Linked DNA regions of Homo sapiens: region 1 is linked to region 2. The links are chromatin loops, found by intact Hi-C in ENCODE. Cell type or tissue: heart right ventricle. All regions are shown on one strand.

What was found. Peaks named below come from ENCODE experiments on the same cell type or tissue, not always from the same donor. Only the 100,000 strongest peaks of a DNase experiment are listed, where the experiment ranks them.
Region 1: a loop joins it to region 2, with 2.2 times the contacts of the local background. A loop is called at or near these places in 1 of 110 quality-filtered maps.

Annotation. Positions count from the first base shown.
Region 1 is chr2:212,944,012-212,946,511 of GRCh38, forward strand. The region is part of intron 2 of LOC102725082 (a long non-coding RNA gene); the gene reads right to left. It overlaps LOC107985980 (a long non-coding RNA gene), which reads left to right. Exons shown (of 5, transcript XR_007088067.1): 3 at 1,948-2,065. Among named protein-coding and RNA genes, the nearest start is that of MIR4776-2, 19 kb to the left of the region's middle. In heart right ventricle, no CTCF peak of the experiment used is centred here; no DNase peak of the experiment used is centred here.
Region 2 is chr2:213,065,303-213,067,802 of GRCh38, forward strand. The region is part of intron 4 of IKZF2 (IKAROS family zinc finger 2); the gene reads right to left. Among named protein-coding and RNA genes, the nearest start is that of IKZF2, 85 kb to the right of the region's middle. In heart right ventricle, no CTCF peak of the experiment used is centred here; a DNase peak (open chromatin) is centred at 994; H3K4me3 peaks cover 725 bases; H3K27ac peaks cover 655 bases.

The DNA.
Region 1 (2,500 bases), 120 kb before region 2:
TCTTCCTCCTCATGTGCCATGCCGGCTGCAGCTTCTGCTCTCCTGTGGTGTTACATACCTGTCCTACATAATTGCAAATTATCTAATTGCAGATATTCTCATTGTACCAATAGTGAAAGAAAAAGGCAAAGTCACTCAGGTCTGAGAGTTATAAACCTGAACAGAAACCTTGGTAATCTCTGGGTATTAATAACCTTAATAATCTTTTATTCAGGCAACATAATATTACCTGTTATAATTCCAATAATACTATGTATAGCATCTTCTTTTAATCACTGCAAGATGAAATATTATGAATTCACAGCACCATGTAAATTCCAGTTTTGGATGGAGTTCTGTAATTGTTTAATCACAAACACACAGACCCATGAAGAAACAGTTTGTTAAGAGAGAGAGGGAGAGAGGAAGAGAGCACTTCCATTTGATCTTGAATAATGTAATAAAAATATATTTCGTATCACTTCTGTGAGAAAACAATAGCATAATTAAATATACAGTCTTAATAAACACCAAAATCTCTATTTTATGCCATTTGTAAAAATTATTTGGGATAATCAAGAGAGCTCAGATGAAAGAGTAATAGCCAGAATCGAGCATTTGCTTGTCATTCATTTAACCGGTACTCACTGAACAAATGGAAAGCACTTGAAGGAGAAGAGAGATTCCTTTCCTTTCCCTAGACTTCAACCTTTCTACTTCATAAGACTAGACCTCTAAAATGTTTATGTACCCACTTGCCTAGACAAACATTCATATAATCACACTGGTTGGTGCCAGTGTGCGTGTGCTGTTGTTGGGGATGTTGTTGATGGGGAAATGGTACAAAAGGTGGGCAGAGAGCAGAACTGTTACCTAGAGATGGAGAGAAATTGGGGCAACTCTCATTAGTTTATTCATTCATGGGTTCACTCATTGATTCATTCCATCTTTAATTTATTTCATGTAACATATTTCCTGAGAACCTACTGTGTTGCAAGCATTGAGCTAGCACAGCTATCCTCCTTTCAGATAGCTAACTAGCCAGCTGAAAATGAGTTGCTGTAATTTTACAGAGGAAATAACTCAAATAACAACTTGTAGTATTTTCAGTACTTTTAGTAGTTTGCTTCACTAACACAAAAATGTATTTTTTAAAAAAGGGAAAAAAACTGAGTGGTGCAACGAAAAGCAAAAATACTTTCCTAATTACAGATGTCCATCTGTGGGTCTATTAGTCTTAAATTACCAGTGATTAAATTCTAATTGTAGCAGAGAAACAAGCTTCTAGGCAGTTAAAAAGAAAAACAACAAAACCAAACAGTGAAACAGAGTACAATGAATACGGGTAATTTATCTATCTCTACATTTAAGCTATATCTAAGAGCGAGCCTGTCTCCTTGCACACCTTTTCTCTGCTTTCAAGAAATAAGACAGTGTTTTCAATGAAGTTATGAATCTCTTATCCAAACAGCGAGCTCGAGTATGAAATATGCATGTTAGCAAGTGATAAACACTTTGAAAGGAAATTTTGATAAATTTTCTCATTTGAAGCCAGTTCCCTTTAAGAAGCTAGACATATGTTTTATGTGTAATTACATAACAACAATTCTATAGAAAAAAATAAATCTCTTCTCCAGAGTTAACGAGATCCTTTCTTTGCAAGAAGTAGAGAGTAGAGTGCATTCCTGCTCTGCAATCCTGAATTTTGCTCAGGGGCATGTAACAGTATCTGAGCCTGCAAGGGCACCCGTCTTCCTACCAATTTCTCAGCCCATTACTAGAGTACCTTAGGCATCAGCTGAGGTGCCTTGTCTTTTTCAACTCAGTGGAATGGACTTGAGCCTTATCCCACACGTGGTGGTAACCCCATATTCCTCATTCTTACCATAAATTCTAACAGGGAAGGGGAAGGTGAGGATGGTATGTGCTTTTCCTGGCCAATTCTGACTCTGAATTGCTTCTTCTAAGGTTACGTTATTAATTGTGATGCCTTCCCACAAGAGCTGTGTCTGTACTGTGCCACATAACCCCTGAAGCTGAATAAAGAACTTTCTCCTTGATTCCCCCAGCCCTCCAAAAACATCAGGTGAGTGTGTAGCACTTTCTATTAAAGGTCTGGGGATAACAAGGTAATTTATACAGTTATCCCACTGGTGCTGCTGCTTCAGAGCTTTCCTCAAATTTCTATTCCTTTCACTTTATTAGACAGAAGAGTTATGCTCTCCACCCTTGCATAACCACAGACACATCAACAGGCTGGTGTAAACAAGGGGCTATCTAGTATTGCTCTTTCCCTGTAGTGGTACTAGAGAGAGCCACTGAAATCCAGGTCTTTGCTTTAGTCAGCCCCAATTAGACTCTCCAGAGAAGGGAATGGTATTGATTGACTTCTCTTGATATGAGTTTGTCACTCCCCATATAAAGCAAAGTAGCTATAGTTCCTTTGGGTTTAAAATAACCATTTGATTTATTTCCATTATACTAAATGGCCTTCAGTATTACAGATTTTGTTTTGCCTGCC
Region 2 (2,500 bases):
CAGAACATTTGCCTTACCTCTACACTGCCTATAGTGTAAGGTCCTTGAGAGGAAATACTGCCTTTATTCATAGTTGTAAAATCATTCTATCCTTACACATACAAAGCACCCAATATGTATTTGTTGAACCAGTGCTGCTGATTTACGTATGATATTTCTGTTTTTAAATTACGAAGACCTCACATAAATCAAATACACATGATGAATAAATATAACAATACAGATTTAGGTTTTAAACACAAATCATCAATATCAAAATAACATTAATTAAAGAACCATTAATGACAGGAAAGAATTTAGGTGCGTTATATATATCAACTGAATTAATCAAAATAGCCACTCCATGAAGTACGTAATTTTATCCTCATTTTACAAATGAGGAAACTGAAGCTTAAAATCAGTGAAGTAACACATTCAATTCATACAAATATTGAGAGTCAGAGCTGTGACTGGAACTCAGAACTGATGACCAAATTCTTGCTATTTCCCTATGATGCCAAAAGCAAAGTAGCTAGTAATAGTAAAGAAAAAAAACAGATGTCAATATGTTAAAGAATGATACCTTTGAATCAGTGTATACAATCTGATATGTTTTTTACTCCACAGTGGAATACAGGTGTAGCAGATTGCCAGTCTGAGGTAAAGAGAAAGTTGTCTGAGTAAGCCTGTTTTGGAAGAAGACCAGCTTACACTGCCAAATTTCCTGAGCGTGGATTTTATTTCATATAAGAGCAATCTACTTTGAACTGGTGTTTGGCAACCATCTGCTTAACGTAACTGTAAGAGGCTTGTGAAGCAAATTACATTGTGAAATTATCTTTTTAATAAGAGCAGTACAAAATTCTTAACCTAACTTCTGTAAGAAGTAAAATCCAGCTGAGTGGGTATGTTCCCAAAGGGACCCACAAGGATTCCCAGAGGTCACTAAGGACGCTTAAACAAGGTCAGAAGGCAAGGCTGCTGGCGGCTCAACAGAAAGAGATAAGGAAGAGAGCAGGATTTCTATCACTGGGCAACGGCAACAGAGGGAGGGAGGAGCCAAAGCAGTGCAACACACTTCAGCAGCTTTACCGGGTCTCTGAAGTGAAGCAACAGGGGAACCCAACAGGTTTCCATACCCCAGGTTCAAACATCCCTGGGTCATACACATTGACATCGAGGCTACAAAAGTTCTTTCCCTGCTGTTCTTCCATAAACACTGTACTACTGGTCTGAGTCAAATAAACAGAGTCTGCATTTGGCCCTCAGATGCAGGATTGGTCAGTTAGAAATTAATAACCAGTAAGATCTATCAAGTAGTGAGAAAGAGAAAACTTGTGGTGATTAAGGGGAATTAAAGCAATTTTTGACAGATCAGTGCCAGATACTTATTTTCCACAATGTAGCAGCAGCAGTTTGTTGTTGTTGTTGTTGTTCTTCTTCTTTACAATGCTCATACCTAGTTTTCTACTCCTAATGAATGAATGAGCATTTTAAGTAGGATTACAGAATGCATATAATTAAAGGCAAAAACATTTACAAAGCATCCTATGAAGTATTTAAATCATGGAAATACCAGATTATAACATCTATGTTTAAATGCTTACTTATATAAATGTTGGAAGCCACTTGCTAGCTCCCTGCTTCCTACTGTATGAAGTGAAGATAATATCCTCTACATTAAAACTGTGAAGACTGGAAAAGCATGCAATCACTTAAAGCAAGCAACATAGCCCTGTGGTTAAAGAGCAAGGGCTCTAGGTCCAGCACCCTGGAGTTTAAGGCCAGGTTCGTTCATTTATAAGTCACATGACCTTAGGAAACCTAAGTTTCAATTTTCTCATCTATAAAATCAAAATAATGACAACAGCTGCCTCCTAGGGTTGTCCTGAGTATTAAATAAAATTGTATAAACAATACACTTGGAACTACTTGCTTCTTATTAATATATCTATGTGAAAGCATTTCATAAGTATCAACATCAAACAAACATAAATCTGGGGTTATGTTTACTACATGGAAGTACAGGGAAGATGCAGAAGGCTTTATGAAGGAAATGGCATGTAAAATAGTACTAAAAGTTGGATATGACTTATATAAAAGAAGAACTAGATGGCACTCAAGATAGGGGCAAGCATGAAGAGAGGAAAAAGGCATGAGTACATGTTGGTTGTGAATGACACCATTTTTTCCAGAATGGATACACTCAATGGATAATATACAATAGAACATATCCTAAAACCACAGAGCATTTAAAATTGAGCAAAGTACAAGAGAATTAATGCTTGAATGGCAGTAATTTCAAAAGACAAATGCTGTTAACTTATTAATAGGACAACCAAGTATGAAGAACTCTTAAGAAATCATTCAAAATTACTCACTGAGCACCTGCTCTGTACCAGGCACCACGAAGCAGTAGTGAACAAGACAGATACATTCCCTGCTTTTATGGCACTAGTGAAAGGTATGCATATAGATATATGTGTCTGTCTTTTTATATATATAAGCAACTATGCACTGT